Regions from separate parts of the Homo sapiens genome. Here region 1 is linked to region 2. A link is an interaction called in ENCODE POLR2A ChIA-PET data of the cell type or tissue named here. Cell type or tissue: CD4-positive, alpha-beta T cell. All regions are shown on one strand. Links, peaks and the distances in the headings refer to the core of each region. The heading gives the core; the rest is flanking DNA.

What was found. ChIA-PET counts read pairs that join two places held together with the same protein. Peaks named below come from ENCODE experiments on the same cell type or tissue, not always from the same donor. Only the 100,000 strongest peaks of a DNase experiment are listed, where the experiment ranks them.
Region 1: POLR2A ChIA-PET joins it to region 2 with 40 read pairs; 20 of 35 experiments call an interaction of 5 or more read pairs at or near these places.

Annotation. Positions count from the first base shown.
Region 1 is chr2:97,685,535-97,700,970 of GRCh38, forward strand. It overlaps C2orf92 (chromosome 2 open reading frame 92), which reads left to right. Exons shown (of 8, transcript NM_001351368.2): 4 at 3,361-3,459; 5 at 4,722-4,793; 6 at 13,492-13,602. Among named protein-coding and RNA genes, the nearest start is that of ZAP70, 20 kb to the right of the region's middle. RefSeq lists enhancers at 2,425-3,624, 5,160-5,959. In CD4-positive, alpha-beta T cell, for the core only: CTCF peaks have their summits at 11,945 (motif pointing left) and 14,819; DNase peaks (open chromatin) are centred at 11,907 and 14,817.
Region 2 is chr2:97,579,812-97,595,768 of GRCh38, forward strand. ANKRD36B (ankyrin repeat domain 36B) reads right to left here and starts at 10,066. Exons shown (of 44, transcript NM_001393939.1): 1 at 9,714-10,066; 2 at 5,473-5,587; 3 at 5,133-5,306; 4 at 651-757. The coding sequence starts at 9,874. RefSeq lists an enhancer at 10,218-10,718 and a silencer at 10,511-10,700. In CD4-positive, alpha-beta T cell, for the core only: CTCF peaks have their summits at 11,160 (motif pointing right) and 11,438; DNase peaks (open chromatin) are centred at 10,050 and 11,170; H3K4me3 peaks cover 1,441 bases; H3K27ac peaks cover 605 bases.

The sequences.
Region 1 (15,436 bases), core at 7,402-15,401, 110 kb after region 2:
GATTACAGGCGTGAGCCACTGTGCTGGCCTTTTTTTTTCTTTTTTTGAGACAAAGTCTTGCTCTGTCACCCAGGCTGGAGGGCAGTGGCGCAATCTCGGATCACTGCAACCTCCACCTCCCAAGTTCAAGCAATTCTCCTGCCTCAGCCTCCCTAGTAGCTGGGATTATAGATGCCTACCACCAAACCTGGCTAATTTTTGCATTTTTAGTAGAGATGGGGTTTTGCCATGTGGGCCGGGCTGGTCACGAACTCCTGACCTCAGGTGATCTGCCCTCCTCGGCCTCCCAAAGTGCTGGGATTACAGGTGTGAGCCACCGTGCCCAGCCAGAATGGCTATTTTTTTAAAAAGAAAAATAACAGATATTGGTGAGGATGAAGGAAATTGAAACCCTCATACATTGCTGGTGGGAAGGTAAGATGGTGCAGCTGCTACATGTCCATTTTGTGCTGTTATAACAGAATACCACAGCCTAGGTAATTTGTAATAAGTTGAAATTTATTGGCTCACAATTCTGAAGGCTGGGAAGTCCAAGACTGAGGGGCCAGCATCTGGCAAGAACCTTCTTGCTGTGTCATCATCCCATGGTGGAAAGCAGAAATGCCATAGAGGTGGAAAGCGGAAATGCCATAGAGGGTGAAAGAGAGAGCAAGGGAGGGCTGAACTTGTCCTTTTACATGGTATGCACTCTTACGATAACTAACCCATTCCTGTGATAACCATATTAACCTCTTAATGAGGGCACAATTTCCATGACCCAAACACCTCCATTAGGCCCTACCTCCTAACATGACGACCACATTGGGAATCAAATTTCCAGCACCTGAAATTTGAGGACACATTTAAATCATAGCAATGGGTGTAGAGTTTCTGTTTCAGTCGATTTTTTTTTTTCTTTTTTCTGAGATGGAGTCTTGCCCTGTCACCCAGGCTGGAGTGCAATGGCGCGATATCAGCTCACTGCAACCCCTGCCTCCCCGGTTCAAGCGATTCTCTTGCCTCAGCCTCCCGCGTAGCTGGGATTACATGCATGAGCTACCATGCCCCGCTAATTTTTTGTATCTTTAATAGAGATGGGGTTTCACCATGTTGGCCAGGCTGGTCTCGAACTCCTGACTCATGATCTGCCCACCTCGGCCTCCCAAAGTGTTGGGATTACAGGCATGAGCCACCGTGCCTGGCCCTGTTTCAGTTGATTTAAAAGTTCTGGAAGCCGAGCGCCTCAGTCCCAGCACTTTGGGAGGCCAAGGCAAGTGAATTGCTTGAGGTCAGAAGTTCAAGACCAGCCTGGCCAACGTGGTGAAACCCTGTCTCTACTAAAAATTAAAAAAAAATTAGCTGGGTGTGGTGGCGTGAACCTGTAGTCCCAGCTAGTTGGGAGACTGAGGTGGGAGGATCATTTGAGCCTGGCAGGCACAGGTTACAGTGAGCTGAGACTGCACCACTGCACTCCAGCCTGGAGTTCTGGAAATAAACAGTGGTGATGTTTACACAACACTGTGAATGTTTTGAATACCCTTAATTGTACACTTAAATAGAGTAAAAATGGGCCAGGCATGGTGGCTCATGCCTGTAATTTCAACACTTTGCAAGGCTGAGGTGGGAGGATCACTTGAGGCCAGGAGTTCCAGACCAGCCTAGGCAACATAGCAAGACCCTGTTTCTATAAAAAATTAAAAAATTAGCCGGATGTGTGGTGACACATGCCTGTAGTCTCAGCTACTCAGGAGGCTGAGGCGGGAGGATTGCTTGAGGCCAAGAGTTTAAGGCTGCAGTGAGCTATGATTACACCACTGCAGTTCAGCTTGGGTGACACAGCGAGACTTTGTCTCTAAATAAATAGCAGAAATGGAAATTTTATGTTAAGTGTATTTTACCACCACCACCACCACCACAACAAAGCAAAGCCAAGGCCCAAGGAAGTCCTCTTTAGCAGAGAGCTGAGATGGAGAAAAGGGTTCTGAACCACAGCTGTCTGCTGAAGGAAGCTGTCCAAAGGCCAGTGAAGTCTCTCCTGAGGGTGCCTGGGCTGTGCATCAGGAGTGAAGGTTGAGGGTCACCTTAGGTGTGAGAAGGAGCAACTGGGAGAGTGGCGCTGATGCTTCCCCCCGGGTTAGGAGGCATTTGGATCACAGAGCGATGCCTGTTCATTCCTGCTTGCAAGGGAGCAGATCTCTCGACACCCGATGGGCCTCTATTCCGTTCCGGCAGCTGTCCGTGTCAGGAGCGCTGGGCTTGCTCCTCCCCACGGGAGCCATCACAGAGGCCTCGGGCAGTCTGCATAGACAACTGCCTGGCAGGTGACCAGGAGGGGATGCATGAGCAGATGCAGGTAGCACTTGCAGTCCCCCTAGCTGTGCCCTCAGCACCTGCTGTCTAGGAGGCAGAAGCCTTGTTCTCGGCCTTGCAGGTGACCCCAGTGTCTCTGAATTCGGCCCCATATGTGTAGGAGGGGAGTGATTGCATCTGAAGATGGGAGTCTGGTTGGGGGTTTGGGAAGCTCCCATCACCCCTCAAGAGTCCACTGACCAGCCCAGCTCACACCAGGTGGGCCTTGGCATTGGAGGCCACGGCTCAACTCTGCAGTTCCCTCTGGGCAGCATTTCCAGGGACTCGTAGGTCAGCATGGTCATCAAGGACAGGTGGTGAGAGCAGCTCCTCATTGTCCTGGTGACCCCAATGGTTCATTTTCTGGTGTCTCTGTGGTGAGCTCCTGTTACATCAAGCGAGTGGAAACCACCGAGGACCAACAGCCCTGGAAATACACGGAGAATAAATATAGGATGAGTGGGCTTTGTGAGGGCTGTTTTCTGTGACTTAGCAAGGAAAGCCTAGAGGGGAAGGTAAAACTGCTTCTTCCCAGGGAAGCCAGAAGCCTGAGAACTTAAAAGGGAAGGAGAACTTAATGTATTTCAAAAATGTAACCCTCATGAATTAGCAACAGTTTTATAAAGAAAGAGCTTTCTGAGCTTTTAGAATCTGTTCTGATTCATCTGTGCCCTCACAAACTTTACCCTATTTTTATGAGTCATCTTGCGAACAGCCTCAAAGGTGCATCAGAATGACAACAGAAACCAGAAGAGTTATTAGGGCACTAAGTATCAGGAGATCTGGGGCCATATATCTTTAGCGGGCAGTGTTTACTGCCCAGGATGTCTCAGACATCACAATTTTCCGGAAATGATTTAGGTAATTGGAGTTTTCCTTCCCAAGACAAGGCATTTTAGGGAATAACGTCCCATATCTGTGGCGTTTGCGTCATGTATTCACTGTATTCATAGACTGCTTTAGGTACTTAGAGAGCAAAATATATCAATCCTGCGTTGCTGTATTAACATGCCTTTGTTTGCTCCACTGGAGATGAAATTCTACTGCAGGTGTTTCCAAAGTTTCCGTATGACCCATCATTTAACGAAGCAACAGCAGTCAGATCCATTACAAAGACAGACATGAGAAAAGGCAAGTGTATGTCATTAACATAATAAGTGCACACATTTCTATAGGCCTATGTGTTGTCTTAAATGTGCTATACTATCATACTAGCAGTCTTTAAACCAACTACTGGTGGGGCAAAGCCAAATTGAGATATGAAGGAAACAACTGTCTGAAATCCTCTCTATAACCTTCCACTCACTATGGAATCTGTGCTCCAAAGTGTGAATATCCCTGTATTTTGGGGTGATCCTTGATGTGCAGTGTTAGGCAGGTTCTGCCACCCTGGAGGCATTCAGAGGACAGAAACCTGATCTGCAAGTGGGGTTCCCCACTCCCGACAACAGGAGCCCCCAGCAGCATCCTAACTTTCAACCCAACACACGAATCCTTCTAAGTGCACAACGTGGTTTGAGAGAATTAGTGCAGTCATTAATACCCCATTCAGTGGATGATAAAACAAGACCAAAAAATGACTTACCTTAAGCACACCCATAGAAATGACACATGTGAAGAACACACTGTTTCCCCAAAGCAGCTTCATATTATGGGAAAAATTTAGCACTTTGGGAATTAAGATAGGTATTTGCTCACAGTAATAAGGATAGAATAGTGTATTGGAAATCTGCCAGCCGTGGGTACAAGTGCCCCAGGCAGGGAGGGGGAATGGGCACTGTGTTGGTATTCTGCAGACAGATGTTTGCACCCCAATTCCTGAGGGTAGTTTCCCTGAGGGTAGCCCAGGACAACTGCCTGGGCACCTCTGCAATCGGCAGTGAGGCGGCACCACTGTCTACATCAAGGCATTCACTTTCAAACACACATTTTGCTCACACAAGTTGAGTTCTATATTAGCATTTCAACTTAAAAATGGAAAACAAGCCAGGCGCGGTGGCTCACACCTGTAATCCCAGCACTTTGGGAGGCCGAGGTGGGCAGATCACTTGAGGTCAGGAGTTCGAGACCAGCCTGACCAACATGGCGAAACCCTGTCTCTACTAAAAATACAAAAAAATTAGCCAGCCATGGTGGCTCATGCCTGTAGTCCCAGCTACTTGGGAGGCTGAGACATGAGCATCACTTGGACCTGGGAGGCGGAGGTTGCCGTGAGCCGAGATCTTGCCACTGCACTCCAGCCTGGGTGACTGCGAGACTCTGTCTCAAAAGACAAAAAAAAACCACAAAAAAACCAAAAAATGGAATACAAAATATGGGCCCAAGGTGCTTGCAAATGTGTACTGATGAATACCCTTTTTCTTATTGTTTTTTATTCATGTGTCTTATCAAAGGAACCAGCATTGCTTGGAATTCTCCTAAACCAGAATATTTCCTTGGCAGTGTGGACAAAATTCCTGATAAAGGTAAATGCAAATGCATAAAATTGGAATTGGGGGTTGGTAAGTCATTGTTCTTTTTCCTCTTTTTTTTTTTTGAGACGGAGTCTCACTCTGTTGCCCAGGCTGGAGTACAGCGGTGCAGTCTCGGCTCACTGCAAACTCTGCCTCCCAGGTTCACGCCATTCTCCTGCCTCAGCCTCCCAAGTAGCTGTGACTATGGGGGCCCGCTACCACGCCTGGCTAATTTTTTGTATTTTTTAGTAGAGACAGGGTTTCACCGTGTTAGCCAGTATGGTCTCGATCTCCTGACCTCGTGATCCACCTGCCTTGGCCTCCCAAAGTGCTGGGATGACAGGTGTGAGCCACCGGGCCTGGCCCCTCCTTTTCCTTTTACCTGACCTGAGTTCAGAGCTGAGGGTCTGGCAGATGGTGCTCAGACTCTCTTGTAGAGAGTACAAGAGAGTACTTGTTTTTTTTTTTTTGTTTTTTTTTTTGAGACAGAGTCTCACTCTGTTGCCCAGGCTGGAGTACAGTGGCACCATCTCAGCTCACTGCAAACTCTGTCTCCTGGGTTCAAGCAGTTCTCTGCCTCAGCCTCCCAAGTAGCTGGGACTACAGACGCACACCACCACACCCAGCTAATTTTTGTATTTTTAGTAGAGACGGGGTTTCACCATGTTGGCCAGGCAGGTCTTGAACTCCTGACCTCGTGATCCGCCTGCCTCGGCCTCCCAAAGTGCTGGGATTACAGGTGTGAGCCACCGCACCTGGCCACAAGAGAGTACTTGTACTTGGCTGTACAACGTGTGTGCTTCACCCTGAATTATGAAGAGTTCCCTAATCAATGGTAAGGTTTAGGATACCCATGGTTTCCCCAAATCCCACCCTGTGCGAGTCTGCTTCTGTGATATGTACAGCATGGAGGAGCAGATCAGAATGTTTATTCTCTGCAGGCAGACGGATGCCAGCCAGGAGGGACAGAGAGCTAGCCGCAGACACCTGGTGCCTCCTCCCAAACTGACCTGGGCAGGTCCTTCCCCCGCTGGGGTGGTGGGGCTGGGCAGTGGCTGAGCACATTCCTGAGGTGCTGCCCCGGAGGAATTCTCCCCTCCTCCTCAGGAGTGTGGGAAAGCGCTGCCTCCAGCTAGGAGCAGAGGCTCATCTGAGCTATCTGATCATGCTGGAGGGAGATTGGCTCCACAGACAGGATGAGCAGCTAGAATCCATGAAGCATTTCTCCCCTAGAAAGACTTAAAAGATTTAAAAGAAAAAAACCAGGCCAAATAGGTCACTGTCCAAGCTGGTAAATATGTGGTCTTTCCTGGGTGCAGGATTATGAACCTGGCCAGGAGTTCCCGGGCCGCACCATGCATCAGCCGGAGGTCAGGGTGGGGAATGGGAAGAGCTTATTAAAAATCCTTATTCCTGGCTGGGTGATGTAGCTCCCCTGTAGTCAGGAGTTCAAGACCAGCTACTCAGGAGGCTGAGGCAGGAGAATCGCTTGAACCCAGGAGGCAGAGGTTGCAGCGAGCTGAGATCGCGCCACTGCACTCCAGCCTGGGCAACAAGAGCGAAACTCCGTGCTGGGATTACAGGCATGAGCCACCGCGCCTGAAAATAGTGTGTTTTAATGTCTTGTCGGACTAGTTCCCCTTTTGCAGTTTTTGTTTTTTCATTGTTTTCCTGGCTATTTTTGCATGTTTGTTTTTCCATGTGAACTTTAACATCAACTTGTCTAACTTCATCAAAAGGCTATGGTATTCTGATTGGCATTGCATCAAATTTATACTACAATATTCACTGTGGGAAAACAGATGTTAGGTCATCCTATGCTAGAAATGGGAATGCCTTTCCAGTTCTTCAAGTTTATTTTCACTGTGTGTTAAAGTTTTCCTTACATAGATTTTTACATGTATCTTCTTAAGTTTATTCCTAAGTCACTTAATTTTCTGTGTTGCTATTGTAAGAGAGGGGGTTTCTCTATCATTATACTCTCTACCTACTTAATGTTTGGGTATAGGAAGGCTTGATTTTTATATATTAATTTTATGTCCTATTGCCTTGTTCAATTCTACGTATACTGTTATAGAGATAGTTTTACTTCTTTTTTTTTTTTTTTTTTTTGAGATGGAGTCTCACACTGTTGCCCAGGCTGGAGTGCAGTGGCATGATCTCAGCTCACTGCAACCTCCTCCTCCCAGGTTCAAGTGATCCTCCTGCCTCAGCCTCCCAAGTAGCTGGGACTACAAGCACATGCCACCATGCCCAGTTAATTTTTGAATTTTTATTAGAGACAGGGTTTCACCATGTTGGCCAGGCTGGCCTCCAACTCCTGACCTCAGGTGATCTGCCCGCCTTGGCCTCCCAAAGTGCTGGGATTACAGGCATGAGCCACCATGCCCAGCCAGTTTTACATCTTTACCTATTGTTATGCCTCTACCTGATTTATTTATCATGTTTAATTGCATTGCTAATACCTCTAGGATAATCTTGAATGGTTGCTGGAGATACAGTGGGCATCCTGCTTTGTTCTTGCTCTTGGAGAAATGCCTCTTGAGTTTCCTGATTAAGAGTCTGGTTATAGGACTAATATGAATGAGAGATTATCTGTATATCTAGCCTTCCATCTACACACATACATGTAAATATGTATGCATACATATATTTATACTGAGAATGAGAATATATCTGTCCAAAAGATACTTTTTGGGTATTTTTTTCTGTTTCTGTGAGTTGTGTTACTTTAGATATCTCATGTAAGTTGAATCATACAGTATTTGTCTTTTTGTGGTTGGTTTAGTTCATGTAGTATAATGTTCTCAAGGTTAATGCATGTTGTAGCATATGACAGAATTTCCTTTCTTTTTAAGGCTGAATAATATTCTATTGTATATATATACCATCTTTTCTTTATCCATTTATCTGTTGTTGGACACTTGGGTTGCTCTCACATCTTGGCTATTGTAAATAATGCTGCAATGAATATAGGTATGCAAATATCTCCAAGATCCTGTTTTCAATTCTTTAGGATATGTATCCAGAAGTGGGATTGTGGGGTCATATGGTAAATCTATCTTTAATTTTTTGAGGAACCTCCATATTGTTTCCATAGCAGCTACACTGTTTTACAATCCCACCAATATGTGCAAGAGTTCCCATTTCTTCACATCCTTGTTAACATTTGTTATTACATATTTAAAAAATCAAGAATGGGTGCTGAATTTTTGGAACTAATCATATGATTCTTTTCCTTAAGTCTATTAAGATTATATATATGATAATAATGAATTTCCTAATATCAAACCAACCTTACATTCCTAGAATAAATTCTACTTGGTCATAGTGAGGCTTGGAGAGTCCAGTCACTGCTCAGGAATCTTGGGCCTGGGCCCAGCTTTTTCTCTGCTTCAGCACATCTGTGCTGTCACTCAGAGTGGCAGGGGATTGGAAGGAGCCTTGGGGTTCCTTTAGCCACCAAGAAAGCAGCAGGTCTTTGTATAGATATGTAGACTGAGCCATGATTTATAACTTTTAATTATTGATACATATGATAGGTGTTTCTCCATTTGTATTCTTTTTCAATTTTTAAAAATTATTATACAATACACATAATATGAAGTTTACCATCTTAACCATTTTTAAGGGCACAGTTCAGTGGTATTAAATACATTCATAATGTTGTGCAACCATCACCAGCATTCATCTCCAGAACTCTTTTCATCTTATAAAACCAAAACTCTATACTCATTAAATAATAACCATCCATTCCTCCATCTCAGCATCCCCTGGCAACCACCGTTCTACTTTCTGTATGATTTTGACTATAAATATCTCACGTAAGTGCAATCATACAGTATTTTGTTACTGACATTTCATTTTGCATAATGTCCTCAAGGTTCATCCATGTTGTGGCATATTTCAAAATGTCCTTTCTTTCTTTCTTTCTTTTTTTTTTTTTTGAGACAGAGCCTCACTCTATCGCCCAGGCTGCAGTGGCGCGATCTTGGCTCACTGCAACCTCCTCCTCCTGGGTTCATGCCATTCTCCTGTCTCAGTCTCCCCAGTAGCTGGGACTACAGGGACTACAGGCACCCGCCACCACGCCCGGCTAATTTTTTTTTTTTTTTTTTGTATTTTTAATAGAGATGGGGTTTCACTGTGTTAGCCAGGATGGTCTCGATCTCCTGACCTCATGATCCGCCCGCCTCGGCCTCCCAAAGTGCTGGGATTACAGGCGTGAACCACCATGCCCGGCCCAGAATGTCCTTTCTTTTCGAAGCGGAGTAATATTCCATTGTATGTATCTACCATGTTTTGTTTACTTACTTATCCCTTGATGGATATTTGGGTTGTTTCCACATTTTAGCCTTGTGAATAATCCTGTTATGAACGTGGATGTACAAATAATTCTTTGAGACCCTGCTTTCAGGTATTTTGGGTATATACTCAGAAGTGAGATTGCTGGATGATATGATTTTGGTTTTAATTTTCTGAGGAAACGCCATGCTGTTTCCCATCATGGCGGTACCATTTGCATTCCTACCAACAGCACACAAGGGTTCCAGTTTCTCCACATCCTCGCCAATTCCCTAATGATTAGTGATGTTGAGCATCTTTTCAAGTACTATTGGCCATTTGTATATCTTCTTTGGAAAAATATCTATTCAAGTTCTTTGCCCATTTTTGAATCAGTTGTTTGTATTTTTGTATATTGTTGGGTGTCAGGAGTTCTCTCTATAGTCTGAGTATCATTCCCTTATCAGATAAACAATTTGCAAATGTTTTTTCCCATCCTGGGTGGGGTACCTTTTTATTCTGTTGACACTGTCTTTTGATGCGCAAAATTTTAAAATTTGCATACAGTCCAATTTGTCTGTTTTTTCTTTGGTGGCCTGTGCCTTTGGTATCAAACCCAAGAAATAATTTCCAAATCCAATGTCATGAAGTTTCTGCTCTATGTTTTTCTCTAAACGTTTTTATAGTTTTAGGTATTACATTTAGGTCTTTGGTCCATTGTGAGTTAATTTTTGTTTATGGTGTTGGATAAGGCTCTAACTTTATTCTTTCGCATATGATATCCTGTTTTCCTAGTACCATTTGTTAACCTATTAAAATTCTTGTGCTGGTTTTTTGCAAATGTTAGGTGTGGTCTGCCCAGGAATGTATATTACAGTGCCAAGATACCTCAGCCCCTGAATAATGTATCTTCACCCTTGAATAAAAAATGCCCCTGAATAATTTACCTTCACCCCTGAATAATCATTGTTTAAGTAAAATTAAATGATATGCTTGAGGAATAGAAAGCCTACTATCTAGCTTGATCTTTTGATTTCTAAAACTGTTTCTTCAGTCAATTGCTTTAACATAATTTTACTTTCAAATCTTTATTTTTCCTTCAGGAGAAGCCAGGACAACATTTTTTCTTTTATTTTCTTTCTTTTCTTTTCTTTTCTTTTCTTTTTCTTTGAGATGGAATCTCACTCTGTCATCCAGGCTGGAGTGCGGTGGCGCAATCTTGGCTCATTGCAACCTCCACCTCCCAAATTCAAGCAATTCTCCTGTCTCAGCCTCCTGAGTAGCTGGGACTACAGGCACGCACCACCATGCCCGGCAGTCTTGCCTAGCAAGACAGGTTTAGCAGGGTAGTTCTGGCTCAGAGTCCCCCATGAGGTTGCAGTCAAGATTCTTCCAGATTCATTCTCTCACTCAAGACCTAACTACTGATCTGTCCTACCCAGTGGGAAGCACTGTGCTGGAAGCTAGAGAGCTCAGTGAGGCATTCTTGTCCTCCAAGAGCTCACAGCTCTTAGGAGAGTCAATCTAATCGGTAAATAACTATTAGATATAAACATGCTAACATTGAAGGTCTTTAAAAAGTGCTTACGTTGTAATCGCACGGAGTTCTGGGAGAACAAGAGGCTGATCTCCTTGATAGGGTTTTTCCAAGTAGGAAGAGTGAGGGAAGAAGAGGGCTGAGAAGAACTGTAGGCAGTGACAAAGCTCACGTCTGCCAGCTGAGGGGGCTGATCAGATCCATCTTCAGAGGGTGGGAGCTGCTCTCAGGCTACTCTGCAGGGACAGTAAATTCCAGACCACACTGTCTGCACCTCCTCCTTGGCAGTAGTGACCATTCAAAAAAAAAAGAAAAAAAGGCTGGGTGTGGTGGCTCACGCCTGTAATCCCAGCACTTGGGAGGCCGAGGCAGGTGGATCACCTGAGGTCAGGAGTTCGAGATTAGCCTGGCCAACATGGTGAAACCTCATCTCTACTAAAAATACAAATATTAGCTGGGTGTGCTGGCGTATCCCTGTAATCCCAGCTACTTGGGAGGCTGAGGCAGGAAAATTGCTTGAACCCAGGAGGTGGAGGTTGCGGTGAGCCGAGATGGGGCCACTACACTCCAGCCTGGGGGACAGAGACTCCGTCTCAAAAACAAAAAACAAAAAACAAAAAAACCAATGGTCGAAAACATCTCGATAGGAGGAGGAGTGGGGAAATGACCATTCTGGGAAGTGAAGTGTCTTTTAAAAGGTGTGCCCAGGTCTGTGGACAGCAGCTGTAGCTACTGATGATCATAGGTCCACTGAATGGAACATAGCATCAGTCCTAGCAATAACATGCTATTAACATGTAATCAAAGGCTCACGTCAATGTTAGAGTCTCCAAAACATAGAGAATCATGAAGATGAAAGACTTCAACTTTTTCTTGAGCACAAAGTCAGAGTTTCTTGGTTCTGCACTCCTTTAAGAAGGTTTTTACCAAGCCCAGCACATGCTTGATTGGCAGCTTGGGTTGAGCCTACACCATGGAAGGACGGGAGAATTGCTCTTGTAATGGGTGGCTGCTCCTGTCATAGTTAGTAGTTCTAAAGTTGGAAAGAAATCTGGAAATGAAACTGTGTTGGTCAAAAATTTGATAATTGTGCTTATTTTTTCCCACAAAAAAATAATCCAAGAAATGATCAAACACAAACCATCAAACATAAAAGACGCCTTCAGATTCTTCAAAGAACCTTAGGTAAATGAAAACTTACGTCCATACTGACGATAAGAATAGGCAGTGGCTCTTGCCTCTGGTAGAGAAAGAGAGTGAAAATGTGTTCCCGTGTCAGGTCTACCATTGCTGCAGCTCTGTGGAAGACCAAGCCAAGCGCGCCCCCTGGTGGATAACTCCATGCTCGCCAGGGCTTTCTGTCTGTGGCTATTAATCTGAGTCGGATTTGACATGTTGCATTTCAAAAGTCAAGTTAATTATCAGTCTTATTAAATTGGGAGTTTTCTCTCTTTTCTAAGCCAAGTTGAATAAGGAACAAATTTCTCTCTTTTTTCCAGGAATACCTAGAACTTCATGAGACTGTTATCAGACACCCACATGATGGTCTTAATCATATTGTGATAATTTTCTGTTATTTTATTTTATTGTTTAATTTTATTATTCTTTTGAGACAGGGTCTCGCTCTGTTACCTGGGCTGGAGTGCAGAGGTGTGATTATAGCTCTCTGCAGCCTTGATCTCCTGAGTTCAAGCCATCTGCCTACCTCAGCCTTTCTAGTAGCTGGGACTATAGGTGTGCGCCACCATGCCTGGCTAATTTTTTTTTTTTTATTTTTAGTAGAGATGAAGTCTTGCTATGTTGCCCAGGCTGGTCGCAAACTCTTATTGTGACAGTTCTCTATCTCTCTGTGAACAAGGCCAAGGAAGATTTACCAAACCCATCCAAAGCTGCCCCGCCCCCACTTCCAGCTCTTGGAGGTCTCCCATCTGGAGCTGGGGGCTCCAGCCTGCTTTGAAGTCTTCCGGGGTGTGAGATTCATTACTTCTCATCCTTTCCCATTCCCTCTTTGATAGCTCACCTTCTAAATGCTAAACAGTCCAAACAGATTTCCCTGGAGCGCCTACCCATTGGTTCTAGTTTGTTCCCCAGAGCTTCTCAAAACATCTCTCAGCCTCTTCCCAGGCCATCCTGCATCTGGCAAAGATAGGCAGGCCATGCTGGCCTCCCGATTTTCTCCAAGCTAAACTCAGGCCCTTTGACAGGTCCCATATGCAAACGAGTCAGGCACCAAAGGGCAGAGCTAGGATGCAAATATTTCTCATTTTCGACTGTCTTCTTTCTATTAAACTATTCTGCAATCCCTCTACTGATACCTGAATATTTCAGTGTGGTTAATTTTCCTATCTTGTCCTCGCAACTCAAGAAAATTTTTATAGTACTTCGTGTTTTAAAAATTATTTTCATGAACATTGTACAATCTGTGAAGTAGGTCTCATTATCTCTATTTTATGCAAGTGGAGAAGTAGGCTGGGGCTTAGAGAGGTTCTCTAAGTGTGGTCCTCTACCCACAGAAGCAGCGTCTTTCAGGATCTGTGAGACATACGCATTCCCAGGCCTACCCCAGACCTATGGAATCAGAAACTCTGGGGTGGGGCTTAGGAATCTGTGTTTTCATAAGCCCTCCCAGTGTGATTCAGATGCACGCTCGAGTGTAAGAAATGCTGCCTCAGCTATGGGTGGGTTGCCCAGGAATTTGTTAGATTTTTTAAAAAGTAAACAAAAACAATAAAACACCAAAACACTGAGGTTCTGTAGGACATTTAGACTTTTCCCCCAAGTCCTCCCTAACTCCTCACTTTGAGTCTAGAAGAAGCTACTTTTATCATAAACGCTGAACTAATCACATGCCATGGTTGTTTGTAGATGAACACATTTTATCTTTTGTAGATCACCTTTCAGAGGAGAAGAATTTTAAAGAATCCTGTCTGTTCGACAGGGATTTAAGAGAGCAGTTAACTACTATAGATAAAGAAACACTTCAAGGAGCAGCTAAACCAGGTGGGAATCTATATGGCCTATAAACTAAGTATGATGCTTAAATACGGACAACTTCTGAATGTGTCTTTTGCCTTTCATGGTATTTTAACTGACATCTTTAATTCACCCGCTAAAGTGAATTAAATCTGCAGTGAATACAACCTGCAGTTAAAATTTATGAATTAAACCAACTCCAGAGGCCGGGCACGGTGGCTCACGCCTGTAATCCCAGCACTTTAGGAGGTCAAGGTGGGCGGATCACCTGAGGCCAGGAGTTAGAGACTACCCTGGCCAACATGGTAAAACCCCGTCTCTACTAAAAATACAAAAGAAAAAATTAGCTGGGCATGGTGGCGGGTGCCTGTAATCGCAGCTACTCGGGAGGCTGAGGCAGTTCAAGAATCACTTGAACCCAGTAGGGGGAGGCTGCAGTGAGCTGAGATTGCACCATTGCACTCCAGCCTGGGCAACAAGAGCGAGACTCAATCTAAAAAAATAAATAAATAAATAAAAACCCAACTCCGGGAATTTCACCACTCTTCCAAAAAGATGCTACTTTTATATTGTTTCTATACAGCCAGGGCTTCACCCTCGCTCATCCCTGAGCCCAGACCTGTTTAGAGTGGGCAGAAGCTCACCCATGCTGGTACCAAGTGCAGTACACCCCTCCACACTGCCACTCCCTGTCAAAATTATACCTGGTTGTCACTTCCTAATGCTTAGAAATTAAATGCTGAATTATTCTAGCAGAGCCTTAGAGCTGCTGGATACGCTGCCTCTTGGCATAGCATAGCTGAAGGTAGGAGGCTGGACATGCCCTGTTTTCTCCCCATCACCCAAGAAGACCCTTGCTCAGCACTCTGCTGTCTACATAACCGGCTGCCCTGGGCAGCTCTCCACACGAAACCAGCCGATACCTGGGATCATACCTCCATGCCTGATTTCCCTGATGTCTTTTTCTTTTTTGGTCACATTATAAATGGGGTGACAGAAGCTCTAGGAGACACTAATGTCGGCTGAGATCTCCTTCCTTTGAGATCTAGCTAAGACTGCCGCGTTTTCCCCAGCCTGTGCTCAGTGGTATTCCGTCCACTCTCACAATTTCTGTAAGTCCTCAGAGGGGCTCAGGAGCTCAGGATCATCTGTGGCCTTGTGTTTGCCTCGTGCTGGTGCAGACATGAAATCTCCCAAACCTACACACACGAGGCAGATTGTGTATGCAGTACAACTTTCTGAGGCCAGGGGGCAGAGGAGGGGAAGCAGAGAAGAGGTTATATCACTGCCCTGTGAAAAGCTGCAGAGTGTTCGCCTCCATTGTTCTTAAAATCCTTTGCAGTAGGATTTCTCAACCTCCTCTAGTGCCCCTGCTTCCTCCTACCCATCTGAGCTCTCCTCTGTTCTTCTCTTTACCTCCTACAAATTGTCTGTGGAACTTTCTTTCTGGCTGCTTTGTTGCATGCCAGCCCGTATCCTCAGTGTCTCATCTCCACCCCCCAAAATCATCCCATCTTATCGCCAAATAGCAGATGAATGCATATGAATGCATTTCCCCAAACAGCCAGTTCCTTCCCAAGAGGACTTCTGGAACCAGTGGCTAAGATGCCAAGGTTTTTTGTTTTTTTTTTTGAGATGGAGTCTCACTCTTTTGCCCAGGCTGGAGTGCAGTGGTGCGATCTCAGCTCACGCTCACGGCAACCTCCGCCTCCCGGGTTCACGCCATTCTCCTGCCTCAGCCTCCCAAGTAGCTGGGACTACAGGCGCCCGCCACCACGCCCGGCTAATTTTTTTTGTATTTTTAGTAGAGACGGGGTTTCACCGTCTTAGCCAGGATGGTCTCGATCTCCTGACCTCGTGA
Region 2 (15,957 bases), core at 5,244-13,243:
GACATTCTAACATTATATATATATAATGTTACTTACACACAACCACCCTTGAAGGATATATTATTACCCTCCTTTTCACAGAAGAAAACATACTTGGTAAGTAATGTTACCAAGGTCACACATCTAGCAAGTGGGAAAGCTAGGGATTAAACCCAGTCCTGTGTGAACCTAAAGCTTGTCTTCATTGAAGTAAAGTTTTATCCATCTAAAGCTATCTTTTTTCCCCCTCCCCATATCAATTAAAAACAACATCAAAACACAGTAGAAATGAAAAACTAACATGAAACCCCTTTAGCTAATGTAAGATCATACAATCAAAAGCATCACATTATTACATTGTAAATAACACCACATCATCTTACAAATAACAAACATCTATCAATATACAGAGCTTTCTATATATAGAAGCCTTTTATGTGTATAATGTCTATAGAGAGAGATGAATCCTGCTATACACTGTTCTTTATGTTACTCAGTCCAAATAATTGTTTTTCTACCTAAGTGATGATCTGTGTTGATATTTCTCACTATATCCCAGTAATTAAAAGTTAGTCTTCTTACTAATGTAATATTTGTGACTTGAGTGACTGCTACCACTCTAAAATGACACTCAGGTTTAAAAACAACACAATAAGAACTAAGGTCTGTACCTGCCAAGATAATCAATGGCATTTACATTTGCTTTTTTCTTTAATAAAAATTCCACCATTTTCACTTTTCTTCGACTCACAGCAAGTAACAGTGGCTGATATTCATTCTGTAAAATAACAGCAACAATTTATAATCACAAAATTACATATTTATCAACTGAAATGAAAACCTTATGTAAGATCCTGTGAGCTTCAATATATACAATTGAAAGGTCGTAAGAGGTAGTCCCTTTCTTTTCCCTCCTCGGTGCTTTTCTATGTTCTGCTCCTTCCCCTGGAAACAACCTCCTCTGCCTCACCACAAGAACTCTGGTCATCTCCAAAACTCACTTCAAACATTTCCCAGTTCCAAGAATCTTTGCTTCTGTCCCAGCATTTAGCATGGCATGTTTCAAGGATTTAATTGTTTCCCACCTGAACCAAGAGCTTCTTGAGGGCAGCAGCTGTATTTTTTTCTCTATGTCCTCAAACTCTAAGACACAGTAATAAATGTTTCAGGTATTTTTATTAATGATCTAAATTATTATCTATAGAGCGGTGTTTCTTAAACTATTAATATATTCCAAAGGATATTTACTTTACCAGAATTTGAACATTATACCCCAAAAGAGAGACTCCATGATCACCCATGTTTGAAAAATGTTACAAAACTGTGCATTATGTGTCTAGTATTTGAGAAATCTTTTGAACTTCACCTAATCCCTATTTGTAAATACTTATTTTGGAGAATGTTAACATTTGAGAAATGAGAGTTTCAGGGATACAGTTGTGAGAGCTTACCAGTAAAGGTAGAGGTTTCCTCTGGGTGATACACACTTGCCTCATTCTCTTCTATCGATGGTGTGAGAATCTCAGGTGACAATGTCAGGAGCTCCTGAGCACCTGAGCACCTGACATTGTCATCTGAGATTCTGACACGATTGACAGTTCATTTGAAGCCTATCTCTTTTTAATTCGGAGAGCCGGGCTCTGAATTAATAGAGATAGGCTTCGAGTGAACTTTCACTGCTTATTATTAAATAGTCCATGGGTTTTCTCTAGTAATATTTTTATCTTAGCTGTCAGAAAGCTCTGTATGAAATGTTATTCTCAATTACAATCTTAGGACCCTGATGCAAATATTTATGTAATTATAATCTTAGGACCCTGGTACATAACTCCTTTAAAAATCTATTTGTATTCTAGTTTCCAATTCATTCTTACCTAACTTATTTTATTTTAGGTAAAATATCAATCAGAAATAAAAATACAATGGCTTATCAATTAAAGCTCTAATAATGACCTATATGAATTATTTATAGCATAATGAAAACCACTAAATTATTTGCATCATTTATTTATTTATTTATTTATTTATTTGAGATGGAGTCTCGCTCTGTCACCCAGGCTGGAGTGCAGTGGTGCCATCTCGGCTCACTGCAACCTCCGCCTCCCGGATTCAAGCACGAGAAATTCTCCTGCCTCAGCCTCCCGAGTAGCTGGGACTACAGGCGTGTGCCACCACACCCAGCTAATTTTTTGTATTTGTAGTAGAGAGGGGGTTTCACCGTGTTAGCCAGGATGGTCTCAATCTTCTGACCTCGTGATCTACCTGCCTCTGCCTCCCAAAGTGCTAGGATTACAGGCGTGAGCCACTGCGCTCGGCCAATTACTTGCATTTTTAGGAGGCAATGCTGAAGAGAAAAATATAATGTTGTCTGCAATATGCATAACCTATGCAACTATACCATGATTCACCTTAAAAAGCTTACATGCATTCTAATGGGAAGATGATTATTTATGGTATGTATAAATAGTTTATAAAACACCACCATCTAAATTCAAAAGTTCAACCCGATTACCAAAGGATTTATATAAAATATAGACTCTACATTTAAATAAATATAAAATGTCTTGAAAACCTTGAAATATTTACTAAAATATATTATAAAACAGGGCTTGTAAAGTCATCCCTACAGAGGCAAGGGAGATGACCTGAGGAAGTGAAGTACCTAGGTAGGCACAGTAGCAAAATGGAGACCACATGCCTCATAGAAAGGGGCAACCTCTGCACAGCATCCAAAACCTGAGATAGGCTCAAGGGACACCAGATTGGATTCTTGAAGAGAAGCTTGGAATCCAGATCTGTGCACGAGTCTCCTAAACCTTCCATGTTGAGACAATTTGTAGACGCAAACTAAACACATGTATGGGACACATTTGGACTATATACCTTGTATTTTTATATTTGCTATGGATATGTCTCCAAGCGATTGTATGTAAAGCAAGTATTTTCATGTAAAATACTTCCTTTCTTTAGTTTCAGATTTTTTTTCCAAAATAGGCCCAAGAATGCAATAAAAATTGTTACTAAGAGTCATAATACCCACTTTGAGCACTTTTACAACATTCATTCATTTATAATTTATGTTTAATTTTCCCAGATTGTTCACCAAATGGATAATTAGTTCATAGGACTGCTGCAACTAAATTATTAAAATAATATTAAATTATAATTCTAGTTTCTATATTGTAACCTAATTTTTTTTATTTTAGGTAAAATATAAATCAGAAATAAAAATACAATGGCTTATCAATTAAAGCTCTAATAATGACCTATATGTATTCTTTGTATTCTTACTAACTTCATGGTTTTCAGTGTTTAAAACTGCTATCCTGATTATGCCACAGTTCTATGTACTTAACTGACATACTGAGGCAGTCCATAATAGAGCTTCAGCTTTAAAAAAAGGTTTAGAATTTTTTGCTATTGTAATTGAGAGAACCCCGCTTTTAATAATGATGTATTGACCTAATCACCAGAATGATAACAAAGAGACTCAGAGTCCTGAAAGAGTCAGTCTCTACTTATTAAAAGAGTCCACAATAGCAAATTTCTAATGACCCTATGAATGGCAGTGAATAAGTGATGGTGGCAAAGAAAAGGTGTTATTCTTATGCTGATAGATACTGCAAATAATAGTCCTTTCCACTTCCCAACCACAGAGGTAGAGACAGGTAAAAGTCAGGCCAATATTATTGGAAAGGAGAAATTTAAAGGAAGCAGCACCTATCTCCAGCTCTTCTAGAGATTTTTTGTGTGTTTGAGATATGGGAATTTATATTACACTTATCTATTCAGTGGTTCTTAACCAGCAGCGTATCAGTGTCCCAAGAAATGTTTTATTGTTGTTGTTGTTGTTGTGTTGTTGCTGTTAGAGGCAGTGTCTTAATCTGTTGCTCTGGCTAGAGGCACCACCATGCCCAGCTTCAAGGAAATATTTTAAAACATACATGCCCAGTAATATTTAATAGTAAATATTAGATTTACTATATTAAAATCTTCAGGGGATATCCTAGACTTAGAGATTTGCTTTTAATTTCCCCAGGTTACTGCCATGCACAATTCTAACTGCGAACCAGCACAGTTGATAATCACTTCAGTCTCATTTCTCACCCACGTGGCAAATTCCCTTTATCGTTTGGGATTTGGCCGAAAAGAGGAAAGAGCAAAAGATAGAGCCATTCACTGAAGACTTCATTTACTTTTCCTGGGTAGGGGTAGGGAAGAGACTAGTAAGCTCAAAATCCAACTTGATTTTACTATTTATAAGCTCCGTATCTCCCACCTGCCCATCAAGACATTCTGGACTTGAGAGTAGAGTTTAGATGCTTATCTGAGTGGCTGTTTCTGCCAGAATTGAATAATGTCCATTAATTATGTGTTCTTCTCTCTGCTGAACTGTGTGCCGCTTCATCACCACTATTCACTGCCAACCTGGTTTCCTCAGAGTCTTACCAAAATTGATCCCTGGGCAATTTCACAACTCACAAACTCTTTCCCAAAGTAAGAATAATCATCCCCAAAACTGAAGCGATCTTTGTCTAAACATATAAATTGAAAACAAACAACAAAACACACAAAAACCCTCTCCACAGTATTTTCCCTCATTACCTAATTTCCAAATTAGCTTGTGCATTTCTGATTGCTCTCCTTTTCTTCATTTTTCCCTCTTAAGCCTTTCCACAGAGGAATCACTTTCAAATGAAATCACCTTCACATACAACACTTGTCAACAGCAACAACATGTACATTTATTGTGAAATTCTTTAATTTTCTTTGACATTTAAAATAAAGCCTATTTATAAGGGACAATTTTACTTTCCTGTGTCACTTCACACTGATTAGAAAAAAAGTAATTTAGTGGAAAAACACTTAACTATTACCTTTCCCAAATTCAGTTGTCATGAATTATAAATTTATTGTAATTCATTTGTTTTTATAGTTATTTACCATAAGTGCATGAAAAAAGGCTGTTCCCTATAATGCTTCTTTAAAAGTTCCAATATTTAAAGTAAAATCTTAGACAGTTAAGGCATTTCAAAATATTTTCATTCAAGGAATGTTTGAGCTTCCAAATATGAAAAATTGACCCTTACATGTGTCAATGTTAAAATAAATGCATTTCAGATAGTTTGAAAATAACATTGGTTGACCTATACCTTGCTGCATTCTTCAATATTTGTACCATGTGAAAGAAGTTTTTCTATCATGGATGTATCTTCATTATACACAGCGTAGTGCAGAGCAGTCCTTCCAAAGACATCCGTAATATTTGGATCGGCGCCATTTTGCAGCAGAAGAGTTGCACAAGCCTCCTGCCTCAGTTGTACAGCCTGTCAGTATTAGACCGAGAAACATGCAAATACTGAAAAAATCAAAATAAACACTCCGTAGGATTTCCTACTAGTTATATGGTGGTATTCCAATGAGATAAATTCATTTTATCCTATGTACTTCAACCAAATCCATCTCATGCTCAAAGAGTCAGCTACTATGTACCTTGATCAGAGGTGTCCTGTCTTCACGGTCGCAGAGGTTAAGCTCACATCTTCTGGACACCAGGAGATGTACCATTTCCGGTTGGCCAGTGGCACAGGCCAAATGTAGGGCAGTCCTGTGAGAGTGACAGGACTTTTTAAAACATGTAACTGTAAGCATTAATTAGCATGTTATTTCTCTGTCTTCAAAACAAATATGTAATTTTCTTGTGAAGAAAGTACAACATTTGTTAGCGCTTATTACTCACCACATTAATGAAAGAGCAGGCTATTTAATAGAAAAGGCTTGGCTTTTGGATTCAGTTTAATTGGGGCTTAAAATTTACTGTAAGCTCTGTCACTTAGCTGTTATTTAGCCTTTCTTTGCTTCAATTTCCTTATCAATAAAATATGTAAGAGAATAGTAGCTAGCCCACAGAACACTGCTGTGATGCTTACATAAGAATCTATGCACAGCATTTAGAACACTTTCTAACACAAATAACAGCTCAATAATTTTTAGATATCACTACTTACAAAGACAAAGACATTTTAATTAAGTAAAATGATACAATCATATCTACATTGAGGTATCTATTAAAGATTAGATGTATCATTGTATTTCAGTCATTCTCAGATGCTCATTTTCTCACTATTCTCTTATATAAGCTACTATTCTCTTATATATTAACATCTCCTGACATTGGAAAACTGTTTACAATTCATTATTTATTACATTTATAACTGGCAACATTTTAAACATTATCTTATCGATATATAAAGTAATGTGGCATCACCCAATCCGTGATGCCTTACATTAAGTGGGATACAGTTCATAGAACAGGCAGTTCTATTCATATAATTGGCACCTAAATGAAGTACTGTGGAAAAAGAAGGCAAAAATAAAAAAACAAATTTTTAAAACAAAGTAATTCTTACTTCAACTTTCAAAAAAAAATAATCCAAAGAAAACTCAGGATTCAAATGAATAGGTATGGCTCATTTTTTTCAATACTTACAGAATGTTATGTAAATTAGGTATTTGCAATGATTAATAGTAGTATTTGAGACTGTCATAAGTTTTTGAAATGGCAGTTAAAGGTTATCTTTCACTATTTTCTAACTTCAGAATTGCTTTTGTTTAAAAAAAAAAAAAGGAATAAAAGATCCAACTGGGATTCAGTCCTAATGCTTCCATTTTAAATCTCAGCTTGCTCAGGCTGGGCAGGTAAACATGAAGTTGTTAAGGGTGGAAGAGTCCTGAGAGATGGTGGAATGTGTCTGCTACATAATAGGTATTCAGGTTATGCTTGATGAATAACTGGATTGAAAGAATGCATACATACAGTTGGGAAGTTTATTGTGAAAAAAACTATAAATTAAAGCAGTGCTTTTGGAATAGTGATAATCACTTATATTTGCTCATTTTCATTTTCATGAGGACACTGATAAACTAAAATAATTAATTTAAAATTGTTTCCTTATATGTAATAAAACTATAATAAAAACTTATGTATATACTAAAATCTATGCATAATAAAATAATCAAGCACAAATAAAAATATTCCCTCTGCCTCTGAAGAGGCTAAAAGTTCACAGAAGATACCAATAAACAAAAAAATAAAAATAAGGCCAGGCACAGTGGCTCACACCTGTAATCCCAGAACTTTGGGAGGCCGAGGCGGGGGGATCACCTGAGGTCAGGAGTTTGAGACCAGCCTGGTCAACATGGTGAAACCCCGTCTTTACTAAAATATACAAAAATTAGCTGGGCATGGTGGCGCACACCTGTAATCCCAGCTACTCAGGAGGCTGAGGTGGGAGAATCACTTGAACCTGAGAGGCAGATTGCAGTGAGCTGAGATCATGCCACTGCACTGCAGGCTGGGCGACAGGGTGAGACTCCATCTCAAAAATAAACAAACAAACGAAGAAATTAATAATAAAATAGAAACTGAGAATTTTTTTTCTTTGCAAGATTTATATTTCTTCTTTTCCCAAGGATAATTTCATTAATAAAAAACATTTACTAGAAGTTTTAAACATGCTGATCATTTATACATCACAGATAAGAAAAAATATCACAATACACCTGCCAGAAAAGAAGAAATGTTATATTTTGTACACATATTTGGCTTACTAACACCATAGATTGTTTGTGTGTATGTATAATCAAACCAACTTTTTTTCAGAGTACATCTTCACACCTCAACATACATCTGTATCTACTGACATCTGCAAAGGTCCCATATTGTCCCATCCTATGGATGCACTGAAATTTATTGATAAATTTATAAAATTTATAAAATCCACTATAAGGGGTTTTCCAAATACACTGCTATTTTAAGCAGTGCTGAGAAAAACAAATTGCATGTATCTCTATTTCCTAGAGATATTTTAGTATAACGGAATTGATGGGTGAAGGGCACATACATTTTTACAGTGTGATACTTACCAACAAATTGTCTATTTGAAAAGTCATCAGAAATGTAAACTTTCAACAGCAGTATATGTACTGCTACCCTTTACCCTCACAAACTTGTGGATAGAAAACAGTATTTCATTCTTTTTTTAACTTAAATACCTTCTCCTCCCAGGAACACTAAATATTTTTTCCCATGTGCATAGGTTGCTTGAATATCTGAAAAATAAATGCTTTGCTCTATTTTAAATGAGAGTTCTTGTTTATTTGAAGAATTCTCTGTAAAATGAAAATCACTTTTTTATCTAATATGTATACACACATATTGTCTTTTGTTAATTTTTTCTTATAAACTGGATTTTTTTTATTTTGCTAAATCGACCTTCAGAATGTGTGCTTGTGATATTTGTAGGAATATAAACATGCATCAATATAAGTAGGCATTTGTGTTTTTTTCTGTTATCTTTCTTATTTTGTGCATTTAAAATTTTTAATCTACATTCCATAACGAACTTATTTCTGTGACATGAAAATCTAGCCAGATTTCTCCAAATAGTTAGCAGGCACTTCATTTATGAGTAATTCATCTTTTCCTACTAATATGAAATGTCACCATTATCCAATTCTATTAGATTGGTGCAAAGGCAATTGCGGTTTTCGCCATTACTTGTAATTGCGGCAAAAACCGCAATTGCTTTTGCACCAACCTAATATATTCTTACACATATTGGTGTGTTCCTGGATTTTCTAACCTGTTCCATTCACTGATTTGTTGTTTCAGCTGTTAGTAAATAACTTGTGGAAATTAACAGCACATTTTCATATCTAGAAAGGCAAGTCTTTTTTGACTCCATTTCAAAAGTTTTCTTAATGTCGTCACAATAGTAAAAGACAGCATGAGTAATTCAAAAATGTTAACACTTTGATAACTTTATTTGGATTATGTAAAATTTATAAACACAGAAAGAGCTCAGAACTTTAGAAAAATGTGTCTTTCTATTCAAGAACACAGACCATCTTCCCACTTCAAAGTTTCCCTCTAAGGTCCCTCAGTGAAAACCAAATTGACATAGGTGTCCATTGATATCAAATAAATATTGGATTTTTATCCAAAGAATTTTTAGCCAGGAAGTTGATATATTATGGAAATGATTTCTCTCATTATGCACCTTTCCATAATGTATGTAACATTATGCTTTAAAATGTGCACGTTAAAAATAAAACGCTGTACATGCTGAATTTTATTAGTGAAATCACTTTAAAATGATTTATAAAGAAGCAGCATGGTGAGTGATTGGAAACCAGCTGAAGTTTTGTTTTTGTTTTGCTGCTTGTGAAAATGACCTGGGTGCTCGCCCCCGCCAAGGTTTCCACATCCCAGGTGCGGCTGAGCCTGCCAGGAAAGAAAGTCCAGCCCCTTTGGTGACAGGACTCGCCCCCCTCACCTCTGCACCCCTTTCCCCCACCCCATTCACCCCCACACCTCACCCCCACCTCCAGTCCTCTATCCCATTGAACCCTCACCCCATCTCCCCACCCCACACCATCCACGCCCCTACCCCCCAAGCCTTCATTCCATCCACCTCAGCCCATTCACGCCCCCACCCCATGCACCCCCTACTCCCCACTCCCATCCCCCAACTCACTCCACACCCCGCCACCCCATATACCGCCACTCCCCAGGCCCCGCTCCACTCACTCCCACCCCAGCCAGGCACCCCCTAGCCCCCGTCCATACCCCGAGCCCCGGACCATCCGCCCCGCAGCCCTCAGCCTGCAAAGGGGTACTTCTCCACATCCACAGGCCTCCTCCCGCAGCCCCGGCTCCCGGCCCCCATTACCTTTCCTTCCTGTCTCTCTTATTGGCGTCATAATACGTGAGCAGAAGGTACTTCAGTTTCTCCAGATTACCACGTAAGACAGCTCTGTGGATCCTCTTCAGATGATACGGTTTAATGTAGTAATGGGGAAATGCGAAGCCATCCGAGCACAAGCGCTCCATGAGGGTGGGCCACCTCTCCCGCTCGTCGTCTTCCTTAATCGTCGGCTGCAAATTGTAGCCTGCAGCCGTATTTCAGCTCGCCTTCGGGGATCGCCGCCTCCGAAGAGCAACAACAGGCAAAGCAGTCTGTGCACGGACCTCCGCGCAGACTCTCAGCGCCTCCCGCCTCTCCGCAGAAACGCCCAACAGAAGGGTTAGAACCAGCGAGCACGCGCACCTTAGCCGGCCCTGCCCAACAGGCCCGAGGCAGAGAAACCGCCCTAGCAGCTCTCGCGCGCCCGGTGCAGGCGGCGGTTGCTGCGGAGGTGCCGCGGGAGGGCGGGGCTCCCTGGAGCGCGAGGCGCGCCCTGCCCCAGGGCCTGTTTAACTGTCGCCCGCGCGCTCTTCTCTTCCACAGGCTCCCGACGCTCGGAGCCCCCCGCGCTGGGCCCTCTGCAGCCCAGGGATGGGGTTGAGTGGTGCTTCTCCGCCTAGTGCCACCGCTGGGCCCACAGCCCGACATCGCCACTGCGTCGCCCCCGGGGTCCGCGCTGATGGGTGCGAGGCGGGAGGACGGTATCCGGGGTTGCCACAGCTGCAGCCAGCGCACCACTTGCAGGCGGCACTGCAGCTCGGGCTCCGGCGGGGGCTGGCGGGGCTCCCGTGGGATGGCCTCCTGAGCCCTGAGTGCGCCGCCATCCGGCCGGAGGGTGCGCGCCTCCTGCACCCCCGGCCGAAGCCCATGCCCGGCGCTCCTGCCGCAGACTGCCTGACTTGCCGCGGCCAGGCTGGCCCCGGGGTCCGCGCGGCTGGAGGCGCAGGCCTGGTCGGGGATTCCCAATCCTCGGGGACCCCTGCTCCATGTGCTGGTGGCGGCTGCAGCTGCAGCGCCCGTGGGCTGACGTGGCTTCCCGGAGCTGCGGCCGGCCGCGCCCAAAGGCCCCATAGGCTGCGCTGCCCTTGCCAGCTGCTCCTGACCCACGCCCAGAGCGCAGGACCTGGCGCTTGGCACTCCGCAGCCACCGGGATGAGGCTGAGCGCCGGTTTTCGGCCTCGTGGCGCCGCTGGGGCCACAGCCTGACTTCACCACCCCGTCGCCCAAGTCCTGTGATGGGCAGGTGTGAGGAGGGGCAATCGGGGTTCCCAAGGCTGCTGCTGCCTGCATGCCACTCCGTGAGGAAGTTGAAATACGTGATCTCTAAGAGTCCTCCCAGTTCTTCACCTAAGACAAATATAAATCAAGTAACATTCGCTATTGTGATTAGAAAAGCTGCATTTACAGACGTTAGCCACTAGATGGGGACGTGCGATTGTTACAGGGCTGAAGGCCTATTTATTTTTTATTTGGCCGCTAGAGGGCACGCCTGCACTGCACTTAAAGTTGACTACTTTTAAGGAAAGACAAAAGAATTCTTGGATTTCTCCATTTTCCTCATCACCTGTGCTTATCAGAGAATTCCAGGGGCAAGCTACCCTTTCCAATTCATCACTAATTTATAAACAAAATTCTAAGGAGTAAGGAATGCTTCTTACTTCCTATAACATATGTAAGAATGAACGCTCAAAATAAAAGTAATTTATTTAAAACTTGTGTTGAGTAATTATAACTGCAAAATTTTTGCCCATGTTTTTCATATGCTGTTCATTTGCAAATTATTAGAAATCTACATATTCTGTTCATCTCAGCATTATTTATAACAGGGAAAAATTAGACACTAGCCAAAAATCTAAAAACAGGGAACAGTAAGGAAAAAGCAAATGGTTCTTTAATCATCATCACTAAAAGTGGTTGTGACTTAAAATAATGACATAAAAGATGCTTCTCCGCTGTTGAGTAAAACATCAGGATAAATTTAAAATTCTATTTCAAGCTTAACTATATTCATTTAAAAAGAGAAAAGAAATTTTAGAGAGTTTATCTTGTTGGATTATCAGATGTTATTTTTCTCTTTTTAATGCCATATACTTTTCAAATTTTCAGTGGGCTGCTATTACTTTTGTATTTAAAAAAGAAAAATATAAGGAAAAAGAAACCTGTCACACACTTTCTAGTGGATTTTACTGATCAGTCATCTCTGTATTTCTGGCATCACAAACTGAGCCAGAAACTCAGTGCCTCCCATTTCTTTTTTTTTTTTTTTTTTAGACGGAGTCTTGCTCTGTCGCCCAGGCTAGAGTGCAGTGGCTCAAACTTGGCTCGCTGCAACCTCTGCCTCCCAGGTTCAAGTGATTCTTCTGCCTCAGCCTCCCAAATAGCTGGGATTACAGGTGCCCGCCACCACACCCGGCTAATTTTTGTATTTTGGTAGAAACAGGGTTTCACCATCTTGACCAGGCTGGTCTCGACTCCTGACCTTGTGATTCACCGGCCTCGGCCTCCCAAAGTGCTGGGATTAACAGACCTGAGCCACCGCGCCAGGCCAAGTGCCTCCCATTTCTTGTATTCACCTTTAAAACTCCTGCAATGAAGGACTCCCTCCTCCCTCATCTAACCTATTATGTGTGTGGTGAGTTCTGACTATGATATCATTCCTGATGTGAAACCGAAGTCTCTCTCTTCTAAGTCCATCCATTGGTTCAGTTCTGCCTTCTGACAGAGTCCACGCCAGACTTCACATTTCTCCCAATCTTCTTTGTCCTACAAGGGCTTTCTATTCTTCAAGCTAAAGAGATACCAGTGATTCCATTCGTTCATTCAGTTAACATTTAGGGGCCACATCTTGTGCTATGTCCTGAGATTTGCCAATGAGCAGAGCTCAGAGTATTGAAAAGACAAACACATACACCAGGCATTTTACTATGCTGTGTTGTGTGTATGACAGGAGCACACAGGGCATCCAGGCACCAGTGAGAAGGGCCTTTCACCAGACTTGAGAGGTCAGCAAAGGTGCTCTGAGGAAACACCTTCTAAACTGAGAGCTGGAAAGAGTGAGGCAGGAAAGCAGTAAGAGGTAGCGTTCTGAGGAGGAAATCTCCGAGGTGGGACAGGGATGCGTATGGAGAGAATGCCCTTCCCATCCCCACTCTTCATGAAATCTCTACTCTGTCAGGGTCTCTCTGCCCTGTGAGCTGCTTGAGGACAAAGACTGTTTTATAAAAATTTTTATTTCCTCCCTCTGTCTTCCTTAAACACCTAGCCCAGTGCCTGGAACATAAGAAGCCATAATGAATTTTTGTTAGATGAGTGAAGAGTGCTGAGTAGAGCAGAAATGTCACATGCCTCAGTTTAAATATGGGTCATCAGTTTTCTTTCTTTTTTAACATAGAAGTCAAGACTTGATCTCTTACAGCTTCGAGATACCGTTAAAGATATAATCATCCTCATGTATTTGAGCTTTGTTTTCACCCATTATGTTATGACTGCTGTCCATTGTTCCATGACACAATTCTCCATCTTTCTTCATTTTCTTCCATTTCAATTAACTCATTTATTTACATGTGGGAATGGAACATATAACGTAAAATCCACAAGTAAGACTTCCCAGATCCTCAGCTTCTTTCTCTGGCATTAGCCACTGTTTCTACTTTCATGAGCATCTGCTATGGTTTGAATGTATCCCCTCCAGAAATCAAATATTACAAATGTGATAGTATTAAGAGGTGGGGCCTTTTGGGAGGTGATTAGGCTATGAGGGCTCTGCCTTCATGAATAGGATTAGATATGCTTAGAAAAAGGAATGATGGAGGAAGTTAGACTCCTTTTGCCCTTCAGTCTCCTGCCATGTGAGGACACAGCACTCCTCCTCTCTGGAAGATGCAGCCTTCAAGGCGACATCTTGGAAACAGAGACCAGACACTCACCTGACAATGAATCTAATGGCCCCTGGATTTTGGACTTCCCAGCCTCCAGAACTGTGGAAAAAACAAATTTCTGTTCTTTATAAATTACTCAGTCTATGGTATTCTTTTATAGCAGCCCAAAACAGACAAGACTCTAGGAAATCAATTTGTATTCAGCACATCAACAAAATTCTTTACAAATGGGACCCCCCAATAGGTGGGTGTCACTAAAGAGAGGTGCCCATAAGCATGAGACAATGACCACGTGGCATGAGCAACGAACTACGATGAATGAGCACATGTTACCACCACTAAAGAAAAAACTTACATGACTAGATGACAACAAAATAATTTCTTATAATGAATTTCTCATTGTATTTTTTCTTAACCTTCCCTCCATTTAGTCAGGAATCTGGCTCTGACTCACACCTGAAGGACAGACAAGGACTTTTGTTTCCAAAAGCATAAACTGAAAGGAGAACTCGCAGAGTCTACAGAAAAGAGAAAAGACATTTGTCAACAGGGAGTGTTTATTTATCTTTTTTAACTGGAGGGAAAGAGCAGGGATGAGGAGAGGAGATGCCTTCGGTATTGGAGAAAAACAATATTGTAGAGTTTTCCATCCTGGTACTAATAAAATTATAAAGGCCAATAAGAAATGACTGATAGCAATAAAACAAGGAAAGGGGCATAGCCTAATACAGTAAAGAAACTGGTGACTCAAAGAGAGAAAGGAAAAGAACATTCTGGAGCAAAATAGAGAGGGACAGCATTTAGCTCCTAAGTTCCTCTTCCGTCCTCCAGCCCCACCCTCCACATCCACCTCCAAATCCGGTGATTTTGAGCATAGTGAAGCACACTGACACTGAAGGGTGTCCTTATACGATCCTCCCCTTGCTGGTGACTGGTGGAAACAGATGCTGGGGAGAAACAGGAGAAACAAGGTGGAGGGACATCAGGGTGCACTTCCTCTAAGAGAAGTCAAGGCTACACATGGAATGAGGAAAGCAATCCAATGCCCAGGGGAGTCCTCATGGTACTGAAACAGGAAGAGCCATCTGTTGCCCAAGCATTCTAACCAATGCTCAGAGCCCTCAGCTGCCCTTTCCCTCTACTGCCTCCCCATTCCCTTGGGCTACCAGGAAAAGTGGAGATGTTAATGGGCTCCAATCAAAGGCCACCATGAACACACCTGTAGTTGAAGAAGTGAGTTATTACTGGTTAAGTGAGGGAGAATACAAACTACAGGGAACGGTGGGGTGTCTCACTAAGAGGACAACAGAAAGGACTTAGAAGATTTGGGGTTGTGTTAGGCAATAATCTGGGAGAAGGGTTTAAGGAAATGGGGCTTCGTTCTGAATTGGGTGTTGTCACGAAGTGGGGGTAATTCTAGCATAGTAGGGTATCTTAATAAATCTTATGTGGAAAGATGTAAACCTGCATTAAAGCCTTAATGGGTTAAGGCTATAATTGGTAAAGAACGTTAAAGCTGTAGTTGGTGAAGAAACAGTAGTTACTCATCTTAGCTAGAATAGAGACACATTGGTCATTTGTGTGATATGAACAATGCTCATGCTTTGCTCATGCTCAGACATGATTATGAAGAGGTCTTGTTTTTGTCTTAAGTATTGGCACAAAATGATATGGTCTGAAGCAGATGTTCTATGGAATTGTTTATGCTCACAAGAGAACATCAACATCCATCTGTGGGTGCCAGGCAGCTCACAGCATCGCCAATGCCCAGCAGATAGGACCAGGTCAACTCCTGGCTGCCAGACACACCTCTTCTCTTTCTCAGAGGAACACAAAGTACCCAATGCTCATTCTGTAGCTCAACAGGAAAACACATTCTCAGGTGAGCTGGAAAGAAAGTCGCTCATCTAATAATGACACAATTTTAAAAGACTGGTCAATTCAACTACATCAAAGACAAACAAAACAAAATTTTTTGCATGGCAAGAAAAGACTACCACCACAGTCAGAAAACAAATGAAAGAGTGGGAAAATAGGTTTGCAACTTATATCATAGACAAAGGGGTGCTATCTCTAATATACAAATAGTTCTTACAAATTTAGGGGAAATAGACCAACAATATATTGAAAAAATTAAAAAGATACACAGAGAGATTTCATAGGAAAATAATTGGAAGTTGATCTTAAACATGTGAAAAGTTACGCAACATGGCTCATAAGAAGATAAGTGTAAATTAAACATATTTCTATGCTCTGTTGTTAGGTGCATACACACATGCAGGATTGTCATGTCTTCTTGGAGAATTGACTCCTTTTTCTTAGGTAATGTCCTTCTTTATCTATGGTAACTT